2 separate regions of the Homo sapiens genome follow, and region 2 is linked to region 1. A link is a loop called in an ENCODE intact Hi-C map of the cell type or tissue named here. Cell type or tissue: mammary epithelial cell. All regions are shown on one strand.

Region 1 (8,000 bases):
AGGATACAGAATTCTGGTAAGATAGGCTCAATAAGTTCTAGTGTTCTATACCACTGTAGGATGACTGTAGTTAACAATAATATATAGTTTCAAATAGCTGAAAAGAGGATATTGAATGTTCCCAACACAAAGAAATGTCAAACGTTTGAGATGATGGGTAAGCTAATTACTCTGATCTGATCACCACACATTATATGTCTCAAAACATCACTATGTGTCCCATGAATATGTACAATTATTACTTGTAAATTTTTAAAAATAAAGCAACATTTTTTAAAAATAAAAAGAAGAATCGTTTCAAATTAAGCTGATGGACATATTTTGACTATTCACCCTTGTGGGATATATTCTGCGACAGAAGTAATTGCCAACAGATATTTCAATAGCTTTTGTTAGGAGTGATTTGGGTATGGTTATTTTGAAATTATTGTACATATTTTGCGGGATTAAGTAATTGATAAATTGTTTAGGCTGGGTTCCCTAGGAAACAAATTCTAAGGCAAAAAATTTCTGTAAACATTTTATTGGGGAGTGCAATTCTAGGGACTTGAGAATGAGGGAGGAAGGAAGTAAAGACAGACAGGAGGGAGAGCCAACACTATGTGAAAATGTATTGCAAAGCTGGTCCAAGCTTTAGGATACACTGAATTTTTGGTTTTACAGAGCATCTTTAAGAAAGTATCATGAAACTACTGAATCTTTGGATAGTGTGAGAGGAAGGGATAAGCATTTGTTCTTTATGTCTCATTGGCCAAAGTAATTCAGGGGAAGCTAATACTCCCTCACTTACACAGGGATTTGCAAATCCTGCAGGGTGCCTCAGCTGCAACAGGGAAGCCCTGGGACAGGAGGATGGAGAAACAAGCCCAGCAAGAGAGAAAACGTGGCCAGGATATAAACTACAAGTGAAATGAGAGTCAAGCAACCATCCTGTCCAATGATACCCTTGGTCTTGGGGCAGTGAAGGCAACATGATCCTGACTCATGCTGGACCATGGGAAAAGTTAAAGCAGTTCCTGAGGCTGCTCCACACAAAAATAAAGTCAAATGTGCACAGGTATGGTGGTTTATACACTGAATCTAGTACAATTACACTGATGTTGGTAGGCACTAGGGCTATTAGCAAAGAAGAAAAAAGATACTGGTGTAAAATTAAAGGTGTTGAGTGAACTCTTCTTGTTCACAGGTGGTATTGGAACTATCAATGTGCACTTAAGGCTTATTTTTGTTCTTCTAAAATATATGTGTTTCCTCTCTCTGTCGGCTAAAAAATCTGGAAGCAATGACAACCCAGTGACAATGAGCACTCCTTTTGCCCCAGATTTATTCTCTAGATGCCATTTCTGGAAAAGGAATCGGGGTTCTTTGAACTAGCAGTTGATCGCACGTATGGAATAGGAAATGTATAAGATGAGCTTGGTACAATTAATTGGAACAGAAAACATATGCACACCTTTGAAAACTATTGGTGTTATTTCAAAAGGAGATAAAAGCCAACTTGAAGGGGCTTCCTCTGACTAAAGATGGGACAGTTTGTGGATGTAGGAGAAAAATGATTGCAATAAAGTGGAACATATCAAATAACTAAAAATCCATGAATTAATAGTGATACACAGACAATTAAGGAGAAATAAAATCTTCATTGGTCATCTTTGCAGGCTGCCAGCATGCGATTTCATTCTGATGATTGGTGAGAAAGGAGAAAGGGGCAAGTGTTTACTCTGACCTCATTATTGAATTCCATTTCAACAACCAAGCAGTTAACAAAGAAAAGTTTTCCAGTATATAAGAATATCACCTGATAGGCCAGGTGTGGTGGGAGACCAAGGCGGGCAGATCATGAGGTCAGGAGATTGAGACCATCCTGGCTAACATGGTGAAACCCCGTCTCCACTAAAAATACAAAAAATTAGCCAGGCGTGGTGGCGGGCACCTGTAGTCCCAGCTACTCGGGAGGCTGAGGCAGGAGAATGGTGTGAACCCGGGAGGCAGAGCTTGCAGTAAGTTGAGATCGTGCCACTGCACTCCAGCCTGGACAACAGAGTGAGACTCCATCTCAAAAAAAAAAAATTCACCTGATAAATGCTGAAAAAATGATAGATTTAGAAAATCCACCATTTTTTAATCCTTAGTTAAATAATAGATCTAGACAATTACTGATATAATTTTTAGGGAGAAGTTTGAAGGAAATCTTCATAAGTGGAGCCATTTGCCAACACTAATCCTACTAAGAGTATTAACATACTCTCCAAATGTGCCTATTGCTTCCCTTGACATGATGCAACAGAAAGTACACAGAACAACCCAGAAAGTATTTTTCCTCCCCAAAATTTCTCCCGAATCTAATCAAGCTTCTAGATATAACTAACAGTTAAAACAGGATAAATAGCACCAGGAAAATGCAATCAGCCAAATTCATAATCTGGGACAAATAATATGGTTTCTTCAACAAATAAATATCCTCAATAAATAAGAGAGAAGGGAGAATTCTTCTTATAAACTAAAAGACACTTAAGAGACCTCTCAGGTAAATGTAGTATGAAGACCTTGATTAGACCTTAATTCAAATATACAACTATTAAATAATATTTTTGAGACATTTGGAGAAATTTGAGATGGATAATGTACTAGCAGATATTAAAATACTACTTTGTTAGGTGTGATAGTGATAGAAAACTTAGGTACTTTTTAAGGAGATCTCTGTAAATGAAACATAGTGATTTACTCATTATATGATATGACACTTGAAACTTGCCTTACATAACACCAAAACTGAAAAAAAAAAAAAAGTTAGGAAAGATGAAATAAGATTGGCAAAATGCTCTTAATTATTGCAATGGTGGCAACTCATTATTCCATCCTCTCTACTTTTGTGAAGGTTTGAACATTCCTGTAACAAAAGGTCAATGACACAATTTAAAATCAAGCATATGTATTGAGATTATTTTTATAATACAGAGTCTTCAAAGACTTTGAATATCTCTATAATCTGCGCAGTCATTATCTCAACATAGGAGGATGATTCACAATGAGTCCTAACCCTCCCGACCAAGAATGATTCCACAAGAATCTTGCATGAGTCTCCTCAAGAAACCACAAGACAATCCTGATGTCCACTGTCATCCTCATTGAGGTGTACATACAGATTCTGGTGTGTATGGTCCAGTCTTTTTCCAGGTTAGCTAATGCAAACCATCCTCACTGTCTCTTCAACAAAAAAAAAATGAGGCTGACACAGGAAGAACAAAAATCTGTGACCCACAACTGCACTTTTTAGGTTCTACTGTCAGTGGTCTTTTACACGAAGTTGTCGGTAACAGTTGAAAGGAAGAGAAGCTTGTATGGCTATTTCCTTTACATGCAACTGTAGTGTTAAATTTCACTGCCTGAGAAATGCCACTATGAATAGCAATACTGGACAAATAATGCTTTTTTAATTACTTGTTGATTCTATGAAAACATGTACAAGTGCAAAGTGATACTTGCATTTATGAACAGAGGTGAGCAAAGAGCAATATTCTTAAAAATATGTTTACCAAAGGAGTTGTAGTAGACTTCTAGCTTTGAGTCATGGTTTCATCAATCGTCCAGTTTGATGACAATGATGGTTCAGCCATGTAAGGGTTTTACCACGTAATACCACATGCATCTAGCCATTTAGTGGTAATCATCTGTCATCTGGTAATCAGCCGTAAGTGATCCCAGAGGAGAGGGAGATGAAGGTGGAAGAATTGCTTCCACTGAGTTTAAAATGAAATTCAGATAAATTGTTCATTTTGGTTCTCTTCACAGCATACATAAATCTACTATTCTAGCAGTAGTTAAAAATGCATGTATATTCTATATTTCACTAGACTTGAAAGACAAGGGTAAATTTCAATATCTTAAAACCTAGTTTCCAAACATACTCTTGGACAATGAAATCCTCATGTCTTTTGTTTCTCTGTAGTAGAAAAGGTTATAACCAAATCTTGACTAATTTTTCTAATGATGCATCAGTATCAGTTCCAAACATTTAATGCATAGTTTATAAAATAACTTTATACCAAAGCCTCCTTTTGTTGAAGGAGGTTTCATAATTGAGTAATCAGACCTCAAACATTCAAAGATTACGTTTATGTAAGATCTACGTATTTTATTATTGTTCTAACAATAATAGACTGTTTTTATCATTGTCCTAATAGTGAGAGACAAAAATATGAAAAATTCACTGTTTTGAGATGACATAACCCTATTGACCATTGGCAATCTCATAATTGCTGTCTTCGAGGCATTACAAATGAGAAATCAGGTTTGGAGTTACTGGATTTGGAAACTGGAAGAAGTCTTAGCAGGAAGGAGCCAGGCTTCAATAGGGAAAGTAGCATATTTATATTAGCAGTTCAGTAGAAAAAATTTCATATGTGAAACCATTTCTGTAGGTGTATAAAGGGCTGAACAGGAAAACAGAAGAGGGTAAGAAAACCCAGAATATGGCAGCTGCAGATAGCTGCTTTGCCCTTAAGTCCACAGGGACAGGGAAAGAGGATAATGTTGAATCCAGCAGCTGGCTGGTGGGGTTAGAACAACCAAGGTATATCAACAACAGCCCACAGAAGCCACGCTGAGTAGAAATAAAGGGGAGATACATGTTGGTTGCTCTCTCCTGATCTCCAGTTTTCTACCCGAATTCCCCATCTGCCAAATCTAACCAGAAGTTAGTTGGCTAAGAAGCTTGGAAAATGTAATTTTACAAGTCAGCCTCCTGCAATACAGAACAAAGTAAGAGAAGCACAGGAGAATAATATCAGGACAAAGAAGCAAGTAACCAGGAACAGGATGTCTAATACAACTTCGTCATTTATAAATTATTGAATGGAGAGCTGGCACTGTGACCAGCAAAAGGATCCCAATAATCATGGGTTAAATTGCGAACATTCTCTCAGCAAATATTTATTGTGCAGCTCTAATGTGCCACACAGTGTTCTAGGTACTGGGGACAGAGTAGTTACCAATAGAGATGAAGCTCCTGCCTCATAGAACTTATAATCAAATGAATTTTCCAAATTATTTGCATCAGCAAATCATTGCACTGATACAAACCAAAAACAATCTACCACAACTATCCATGAGCTTGTTCCACCAACTCATACTGGCCCTTTTCTTGGTATAAGAGTGAACACTCCAACCACAGTATCTACCTGGGTAAACCTTCTTTCTTCCAAATGCCCCTTCACATTCAGAAAAATATCTCTTGGCTATCACAGCCTTCTATGCGTATCCACTATAGCACTTATCTGAATGTGCTCATATAAATAATTAGGCATTTATTTGTGTAATGCAATCTCCCCCCAAGTATATAAGCTACAAACGGATAGAAACATACTGATATGGTTTGGCTGTGTCCCCACCAAAATCTCATCTTAAATTGTAGCTCCCGTAAATCCCACATGTGGGAGGAATGTGGTGGGAGATACTTGAATCATGGGGGTGGGTCTTTCCAGTGCTGTTCTTATGATGGTGAATAAGTCTTACGAAATCTGATGGTTTTATAAAGGGGTGTTCCCGTGCACATGCTCTCTTGTCTGCCTCCTTGTAAGACGTGTCTTGCTCTTCTTCCTTTGCCTTCTGCCGTGATTTTGAAGCTTTCCCAGCCATGTAGAACCATGAGTCCATTAAATCTTTTTTCCCTTATAAATTATCCAGCCTCGATATGTCTTTATTAGTATCATGAGAACAAACCAACACACATACCTTGTTTCTTTCACTATTGTATATAAAACTTCCACCAAAATATTTGGTAAAGTTAGGTATTCAAAAATAATCATTGACTGGTTGAATTTATATAAGCCAATCTTCTTCTAAACATATATTACCATTGTTACTATCCTTTCTGAAAATGGAGACTAGTATAGACAGCCTATATTAGTTCTCTCTAAAATGATTGAATAGTAGCTTCCTCGTTAATATAATAATGGAGAACGAGAAAAATAGACTTTTCAGAGAAATGTGCGACATAGTCTCAGCCTAATTATCAGCAATAATTATGGACCAAGTATAGAAGCGTTGGTGGGCTATATTAAAAGTTAAACAAAGATCTCAAATAACTTGGATTCAAATCCAGGCTATGGTGTTGGCTACGGGACGTAGAATGGGTTATTATATCTGAGTCTCATCTGTCTGAACTGTAAGTTGGAAACAATAATATCTGTACATACCTGTCAGAGTTACAGTGAGTATTAACTAAAATGTGTAAAACACCTAGTCAACATATAAGATCAATGACTATGGACTTGGACCGTATCTTGCTGGTTTACCAATCCTCAACTATTCCTGACATGATGTTAGTTCCGCAAATAAAGGAAGGAACAAATTAAATTGTAGAGTAAGGAATAGGTAGCTTTTTGGATAACTCAATCTGAACTTACATCCTTGGCATCAACCTCCAGAGGCACTGAAAATCCAGCTTAAAGAAACCTTAAAAATCTACAGTTTTCACTGATAACAGAGAGCTGTAGCAGAGGGATTAAGCAAAGCAATCTCAGCCATTGAAAGAGTAATGCTTCATAGGAAGCTCAAGTTTTCAAAGGGACTAAAAATTCAGTGTTGTTTTTCTGACACCTGAAGGGAAAAACAGTTAACACTTCTTCAGTGAAGCTGACCTGCAGTTGAAAGTTTTTATTTATTTTTATTTTATTTTATTTTATTTTATTTTATTTTATTTTATTTTTATTTTTTTGAGACGGAGTCTTGCTCTGTCGCCCAGGGTGGAGTGCAGTGTTGTGATGTCGGCTCACTGCAGGCTCTGCCTCCCGGGTTCACGCCATTCTCCTGCCTCAGCCTGGCGAGTAGCTGGGACTACAGGCGCCCGCCACCACGCCCGACTAATTTTTTGTATTTTTAATAGAGACGGGGTTTCACCGTGTTAGCCAGGATGGTCTCGATCTCCTGACCTCGTGGTCCACCCGCCTTGGCCTCCCAATGTGCTTGGATTACAGGCGTAAGCCACCGCACCCAGCCGAAAGTTTTTAATAATTATCAGGGATTTTTTTTCCCCAGAGAAAGGAGATAACCAAGGAAGTATCCTAATACATAACTACCTGCTTCCTGTTTAGCAGGCCTTTATGAATGAGAAAACCTGTAAAATGAAATTTCAATTGTATTTAAGAGAAAAAATTTCTCTTTGCAAAATGTAAGAGAAATTCCATGTAGGATTTCTAGGTAGCAGACTGAAAATTGTTTGTATCCCCTCTTACCTGAGACACCACTAAAATAACAGTAACGTTCAAGTTCTAAAATGAAAGAGCTAAGAAACCACTCACACAATGCCTCTCCTGCCAGAAAGAGAAAGGGAGAGAAAGACAGAGAGGATGAAAATCAGAAATGCAAGCTCATTTTCATTGACACTGGAAACATGCGTAACTCCAAACCACAACATACAAGGAAGCACTGACAAAGTCAGCTAAGGGAAAACCAGGATGTGGGAAGATGTCAAAAAAAGACAACTGTGCTGTCGATCTCAGACAAAGCTGACAGCAAAACTACCCAAACTGTCACCAACTATCCTTGGGTGGTGCATACTACAGCTTGGCTCACTTAGCAATCATGCCAACCCTGTCTCCTTTGTCATCCGCTAATGTCGGGGACAGAAAGCAAAGTACTTGAAGAATAAATATAAAACAATAAACAAAAGAGGATAGGAGTACCTGTTAACAAAGTCTGCAAGTCTGAAAGTACATGGAAGTGGCTGGTGGTTGAAGAGAGGAGACTTGCTAGTGGGGCCTGCAGCAGAGGTGTTTGCCGCTCTGCTCTGGGCATGAAGATAAAACTTAACAGAAAGCAGAGGGCGTGAGGAAGGGGTCTAAAACCTGGCTACTCACTGAAGTCTGCCTGCTGAACAGCTTTGCCTGTTCACCCACCTCCACTTCCCCCACACAACAAAGTCAGCCGGGCAGGGAACAGGGCTGGCACTGTTGGGCACCCCAGAGTAGCGTCCTCAGCTCCTATGTCCCTCTCCCACT
Region 2 (8,000 bases), 82 kb after region 1:
AGCACTCTGGAAAAGACTTCTTTAAAAGTATAGTAACACCCTGCCATCATAGCGAAGTGGTAATCTAATAGAAGCTCAATTATTTAATACATAAGCTAAAACTAAATGTTTTAATATGGAACTAAGGCTTATGAATATTAGCCTCTGTGGCATTAAACAACTAATAGGACCTTCCTGGGCTTTAATTTTCTTTTTTGTACAAATGGGAATAAAAATCATACCTATTTTATAGTTTTTGTAAAGATTAGTTTGTTTAAACAGCAAGTAATGTTTAGGATTGTATCTATTATACAACATAATTGTTAACCATTATTATTATTATGAGTTATGTGCATCAAATGAGATAAATGCTTTGCAACTTGTAAATGCCTTGCTAACTCTAGGGAGCTATATGTTAATAATCTCTTTTGGACTATCTGATGGAGAAGCCAATTTCTATTGGCACTACAATTTTTTAAAAGCTGGTTATAAAACTGAAAAAGCAAGCACTATACAAGTATATTAAAGAATTTGGGAATTGTCTTCATCCTATTTTGAAAGTAAAGTAGAGGCGGATGGAATTTAGTACAAAATTATTACTGAAATAAAATGAACTTGGAAGCATGCTCTGGATGATTGATGTATTGTCCCTAATTGACATGCATGCCTGCAAATGCTTTTTAAACCTCCTTATTTAACAAAGAGGTAATTCAGGGTACGTTCAGCTTTTGGTTCGTGTGAAAGGAGCATATGCGATTACTGTTCATTTCAGTCTGGTCCAGAGCAGAGGTTAAAACCTCTGAGCAAAGAGCCGTTAAGCTACCAACTCAGTGGAACTGATGGCAAGTCTAAGTGTCTGGGCCTCAAGTTTCCCTTAGCATAGCCAGAGGAAATATTTTCACCCTGCTTATGGATTTCAAATTCTGAATGAGTGGGGCCTCATTCTGAGAAATCTGGAGACATGATATGCATAATACTGAATTATTATTGATAATAATAATATTGGGCAAAGCCATTTTCAAGTCCTACTCTCTGCTGAATGAATTTAGAAGGCTTATTTTTCTTCTTCCCGACAGTACATGTGAGCTCGTTTTTAATTCAGTTGCGTATGTGCATTGAGCTTGCCCTGATGATGTTCTCGTTGGGGCATGTCCCACAGAGCAGCTCAGGTCGTTTTGACTCTGGGTACTTCGGCTTACGCTGTAGCTAAGGGCAGCTAGACCGTTCTTGCAGAGCCTAACATTTTGGGTGCCATTTTATAATGCCTGTGGCAATTTGCATATTGACGTGGCCTCCCTGCTGGAAGCCAGATGTCCCTGCAAGCCCCAACGTCTTCCTTTCATTCAACTGCACCCAACTCTGGACTTGACTTGGTTGATTTTCTTTGCTAAAGTTCAGAGTCTTTACTGTTTAAAAATCAGGATTAAATAGATGCATTTCAGTTTCGAAGGTATTATTTGCAGTAAAACTGCCAACATAAACATTTTATAAGAAAGCCATGTATGTCCTGAAGTCATAACTGCAGGCCTCTCTTTACCTTCACATTGGCTGGTGGCATTGATGTCAATATTCAACACTCTAAGAGTTAATTTAATTTGAATTTCATTTCTTCTTTAAAGTAACTTGATCTTGCAACCTCTTTTCTCTCTGGCTATGGAAAGAGTCACTTTAGGAAGCTGAAACTTCCAGCATGAATACTTCTAGCAGGTTTATTTGTGTGGCAAATATGTGCTTCTATCTCATTTTTTCTTTGTACCTGTGACTTATCTACCTACCTGAAAAGCCGTAAGTCCTTTCTGGCAACTACTGCGACATTGCCTCTTTTTCCTTTTTGTAATCATCTTCATTGGCGTGAAATCTTCTTTGAACTGATCATTTGGCAACACTTGCTTGCTGTGAAAGAACTTTGACTATATACATATGCTATGATAGATATCATATCAATATTTTCCATCACTACTTTTGCTTTGTCAGAAAACTCATGACTTGTTGTGAGTCAGAATGTGTCACAGCCAAGCTGTCTTCCAAACCTTGAAATATTTTACTATATTTTCCCTTCGAAGTATTTGACTCATCAGCTGAGAAGATATCAGGCCTTTTACCTACGTTTGGTTTGATTTAGAACCATGAAGATGATGGGATCAGTATGTCCTTGCTGTGCCGTTTAGCTTCTTAGCTGACCCATTTGATAGAGGCTGAATGCTTCCTTGGAAAAGTTTTGCAGGATTTATCTTGTTTCTCATTCTGCATTAGTTGATGTCTGTCTTTGAAAAAAAATTTTGATTTGCTTTTCTGTATTTCTTTTTCAACTTTTAATCTATATTCCCAACTCTAATTCATTCTGTAATAATGTTAACCCCCAAAATTGTATGAACTGTCTTATTTGAATCAAAAGATGAAGTGCCTGAACTGATCTTACGTTCCCTTTCCCAGTGTCCCTTCCCTTTCTCAAAGTCTGCTCTTCTAAAAGAAACTGATGTCAGCTAGGGTACCAGTGACTGATACCTTGGAGGCATTTTATCTAAGATACACACAAAGCAAATGCCTCTAAGGTATCAGTTTACCAGGCCAGGAGACAGAATTTTATATTTTCCTCTAGGTTGTCTAGGGGACAATATAAGATTCTGTCCCCTGGCCTGGCAAATTAATTGCATTCACCTCCCCAGTTCTTCATACTTCTCTCTATCCAGGCCCTTTGGGGGTGCCCTCCCACACTGAGTTTAGGCTTCTTGTTAAAATTTGCTTTGGCCCATGAGACACTAATAAACTAAACACAGCAAGGCTTAAAAGGTTCTTGACTGCCTCTTCTTCCTCTCTTGATCCTCTGCCATTGCCATAGGAAAATGCCTGGCTTGGTTGCTGGCAGATGAGATTTAAGGAAAAGAGCTGAATCTACCTGGTTATTCTAGCCAAGGCCCCACACACCCTCAGAACTGCCTAGTGGACCTGCAGCTGACTGCAGATGCATGAGTAAAGCCCCAGCCAATGCCAGAAGAACTGCCCAGACAACCTTTAGGCTCCTTAGCCACATGAAAAAATGGCTGCATTTTTTTCTATGCCCCTGAGTGTTTGGGGCAGTTTGTTACTCAGTTAACGGTTAACCAGTACAACTCTTAAAGAAATCTAATCCCTCAACTATGCAGGAGGGCAACACAAAGACTCTTGTTAGTCTCTCTGATCACATCCACATCAGCCTGCATGACTTGACCATATCATTAAATAAAGAGTAGGACTCCAGCGTACTATTGAGTCAAAATGAACATCTATAAACAAGTCTTTCCAGTGGCCAGTTTCAGTTCATTGCTTTGGAGAGTTTTCTCTTTGTAAGCAAACTCTGAATACAGTTTTCATGTTTTTGTTGTTGTTTTCTTTTTTCTTTCTTTTTTTTTTTTTGCCTTAGGGCTTGCCTTTGTCATTGTTCCCTTCAACTGCATTTCTGCATTTCTTCTCTGCAGACGACATTCTGCTAACCTTGCCAAGAGCCACCCAGGTGAAATGAGATTTGTAGGGAGACACTCAGGGAGATTAACAGATCTTTTTGCATGAAGAATAATTGCAAAAGTAATCTCTTATTTGATTGAAGCTAATAAGTGGACATAGTGGATATTATGGTCTTCTTTTTTGAAGTCTTACTAATTTAGAAATTCGGCTGAGTATTTTAATGTTCAGAGAGCTTCCCTTCTTAAGGTTTTACTGTTATAGAACTTAATATCACCTATTTTTTAATATTTTGATTCAGTGATTGATTTTCTTGGTAGGTAGAATATTACATCTTAGCGAAAAATTAAATACTCTTCTGTAGTTGGAAACTTTTTGTGAAGACATAAAATTTTAACCACTTAAACCTAATCTGTGACCCCCTTACTTAGGCGTCGACCCTGGTTTTTCAAGCATCTCTCCCTAGAGGGCGGTATAGCCTCACTTCATGATGTGGTCTTTCCAATGTTGGCTGCTGGCCCCATATCACCTGAGGCTGAAGTCCTTTAGATTACAAGATTGGAATATTTTTAGTAAATCTATCACCAGTAGAGCCTTCATCTTAACATGATAAATGTACAACTCACTGGACGTATTTGGCTTGAGATTTATGGCAAATCAGACACAGCTTATGAGAGGTGGAAACGGTGCTTGTTTAACATAACTGTGGCTGTTTGTTCAGGTCAATCCTAGTCTATCTTTGTGTCGACACATAGTAACCTGTGGGATATTATGGGCAGATAGTGGAGCATTGGATAGAGTACTAAGGACGATTCAGTGGACCTGTGCTCTCATTTTGGATATGTCATTACAGGTAGTACTTGCCCCACTTGGACTTTGGTTTCCTTATTTGTAAGATGAGACAGCCAGTCTCAATATTTTTTTCACAATCCCAGCAACTCTGTGATTTATGGTCTTTGGTACATAACAGTAGTTCTGTACAGTTTGGTAGAGGAAGTGATACCAGTGCTCCCAACTGCCAATTCAAAGGAAATGTAGGTAGTTACCCAGTGATATTTTGGTTAGCCTACAGAAGATATTTTAAATTCTGAGGAAAAGAAAATGCCAGCTGATCACTGAAACCCATAAATGCTAAATAAATAGTTTTTGTGTATCTTCTTAAAACATGAATATTCTTACAAAGTCAGCATAAAGTGTTGATATAAGACTGCCTCAGAAGAAAAAGTGTCCACTACTCACAATCTAGCACCATGCATAACAAAGAGTCTTCACTCAAGAAATGTTTGTGAATTCTCGGCAGGGCACAGTGACCCATGCCTGTAGTCCTAGCTACTCTGGAGGTTGAGGAGAGAGGATCAGTTGAGCCCAGGAATTTGAGTCCACCCTGGGCAACATAGCAAGACCTCATCTCTAAAGAAATAAAAAGTTTATGAATGAATGACAAGAAGACTAATCCCATGTTTGGTACAGCTTTTACTTCTAAAATACTCTTCAATATACTGAGTCAGGATTGATGCTCATGAACTTCCAGCCATGGCTTTAACTCTACTCCTTTGGGTGACATTTGAGCATATTGGATCTGCTATGCGTGGAAAGTCACTTTACTTTTATTTGCCCCCACTCCATTGAAAAAAAAAAATTAGATGATAGCAGCATTTCTTAAAGAACAGAATGCATATCCCTGATCATGCTCACAATTAGGCGTAATTCTTTTTTACATGACCATTTTTAAGTTTTCAAAAACAATTGTCAAGCCTGTTGTAGTCTTATCTTTCCAAAGCTAACCATCATTCTTCCGGACTTTTTTGTGGATGTTTTTTAATGTCTTCATTGCTCTCCTTGCAATCGGTCCTGCTTGTCTGTATCCTTCCTAATCTGTCTCCAAGAATTAAACACAATATTTCAAGTTTCATCACTGCCATGAAAACCAGGATCACCACCTTTTTTATTCTAAATACTATGTTTTCTTCTAATACAACTTAATATTAGATTCCTCATCAGGTTGGTTTATATTGATGCCCAAGTCTTTTTCACAAATGCACTGTTAAATCATGTCTTTCTTTTATATCCTTTTAACTTTTATGTAAATCAGGATCTTCTTTTAATCCTCCTTAAAGTACAACTTCTTAGACTTAACTTGCATGTGGGAATATTATGGGTTCTAGTTATGTCAACCTACTAAGTCTGCTTTAAACTTCAGTTTATTTACAACAATGTTGGCCTCATGGACTATTTACAGGTTTTATTTATGCATGCATCTAATTTAACAAAGTCAAGAGAGAGTTGTAATGCTTACTGCTAGAAACCACCTTCTGGGAGGTACAAAAACATCTCAGAGTTCTTATTATATACCTTCATAAAACTCATACAATCTTCTCATCTCAGGCCAGGGAAAAGGAAATAAGATTATCATGACTTAATTTGGTCTTAGTGATCTGCACTAGTACCTGCTAACCACCTTTTTCTTTCGTAAGAGCTGACAAATCATCCTGTTAATGTCCACTCTAGAAATTTACTAGAAGTAAACAGAAAGCAAGATGATGGATTGCAGAATCTATCTCACGTTCCTTTCATACATTTTGTGACACATTTATGCATTCTCAAACCTTCTAGCCTGTCTTCACACATCCTGAGAGCTCTTGACTGCAGTTAGGTGAGTTGGCTCAGCACACCTCAGTGTAATCTAATGGCTTGAAGTTCAAGTCCTCAGGACTGCTAGTACTGTCTTAAAACTGGGGATTTTATTTCCCCCTTTTCAAGGTTCACTTTACCCTTTGTATGCACAGGTCATTGACTTTGAGAGGACAGAAACAACATGAGAGATTAACTCTGATATCCATCAATGTTTCTCAACTCTAATCTGCATGTTTATTCCTTCCTTGCTCCTTTTATTTCTCCAAACATAGATTGAAACCATCAATACAAATAAGAGATGTACTCAAATAACTCATGTTAGACAGTGTGTGATAGGTGTAGTAGGAGGACTAGAACGGCTTAGAAGACAGAGACATTACCTTCATCACAGGACCTCAGCAAGTGTGCTCTTTGAACTGGTCTTTGAAAAATGAAGGATTTTGATTGGAAGCATTGAGAGGAACTCTAAGTGCAAAAAGTGGCAGGGGCTAAAACATAAATGGGAGGTATGTCGACATTTAAGAAATGGAGCAGAACTTATTAGGTTTACCTAGCAGATAAGAGCCTGATTAAAAGGGGCCTTTGTACGTTCCTCCTCATTTGGATCATTTGATGAACTTGAGGGAGATTTTGAAGCTTTTCAGCTAAAGCTGTGATATAAGTAAATGTGTAAGCTTAATCTAAAAAAGACAAGAATTGCAGTTAGGAAACCACTAGGGGATTTTATACTAACCCATGCCACTCAAACTAAGATGGCCATAAATGGAAGGTATGGAAACAGTCCATAAAGTAAAGGTGGGGAGAAGAATGAAGATGGTTTTCGTATTGGTCAAATATTTAAAATATATTTATAATGTGTTTGCTCTGCCTAGAAAATTACCTCACCTATCCATACTCACCCCTCCAAAAAATATTAATACCCATCTTCACTCTTTCCACTCTATTTCATGAGGCACCTAATAAAAACCTCCAAGATGTTTTTGTACACCCTAGAGGGTGGTCTTTGGCAGTGAGCATCAGCTCTCTCTTGACTTTGTTAAATTAGACACATGGATAATCTCTAAATTATTTTGGGTGGTTTCATACACAGCTTTAAATAACATTGGATCATATTGTGTGGAAGATTTTGTTTCAGTTATCTTTCAAACTTCAGATTACACTGAGGATAAAGTCTCAATTTAACATTAGTTTGTCCATAACGCTTGCCTAATATTTGCAATTCTTCCCCTTCACACAAAGACCGAGTGGGCTTGGGCTTAGAAACTTTGGTAGACAACAACATTGAACTAAAACTGAATGGCAACATTTATTTAATTTTGTCCTTGTATTATACCATTACTTTCAGTTATTCTGTTTTTTACAAGTGATACTGTTGTCCTGTTTACGTCAAAGAATACAGTTTTAGTTTAAAATGAAATTTTATGGAAAAAAGGTAGTCATTGATTAAAAGGATTTTGTTAAGTATATACTAACAGGTAATACTATGATTTGGCAAAAATCAAGATGGTGGGACATGAATAACTGACATTCAGTTAACACTGCTCTAGTATAAAATCCAATTAGAATTACAAAAACTGTACATATTTTGAAGATGGCTTTTCTCCTCTTCTGAATTCACCAATGATTGAAATCATGTCCTTACATTGCTGAGAGGTGGTTTGATGGCCCATGGAGAATAGAAAGTTGTTTGCCATTATCCATGTATATGGGATAACAGTGGTAATCTGCTGTACTTGAAGCATAAAATCACCATTTTGACTCCTAGAGATTTGTAGGGTTTTTGTGGCAGCTGTACTACTCTGATGGAAGTACAAATTCTATCTATCTCATGACAAAAAGGTTTTTTTCCAAAGAGAACATGAGGTCTCATTTCTCAGTTAACTTTCAAATTGCCTCTAATATATCTAATGACCTCTTTTCTAAAATTAGTTTCATGAAGGGGTTGATTG

What was found. A loop is a pair of places that touch in the nucleus more often than their neighbours do. Peaks named below come from ENCODE experiments on the same cell type or tissue, not always from the same donor. Only the 100,000 strongest peaks of a DNase experiment are listed, where the experiment ranks them.
Region 2: a loop joins it to region 1, with 6 times the contacts of the local background. A loop is called at or near these places in 3 of 110 quality-filtered maps.

The regions. Positions count from the first base shown.
Region 1 is chr2:225,086,576-225,094,575 of GRCh38, reverse strand. No RefSeq gene overlaps it. Among named protein-coding and RNA genes, the nearest start is that of DOCK10, 48 kb to the right of the region's middle. In mammary epithelial cell, no CTCF peak of the experiment used is centred here; DNase peaks (open chromatin) are centred at 3,055 and 3,595; H3K27ac peaks cover 1,686 bases.
Region 2 is chr2:225,005,011-225,013,010 of GRCh38, reverse strand. All of the region lies in intron 1 of DOCK10 (dedicator of cytokinesis 10), which reads left to right. MIR4439 (microRNA 4439) reads left to right here and starts at 2,471; the gene lies at 2,471-2,550. In mammary epithelial cell, a CTCF peak has its summit at 3,877; a DNase peak (open chromatin) is centred at 2,000; H3K27ac peaks cover 1,470 bases.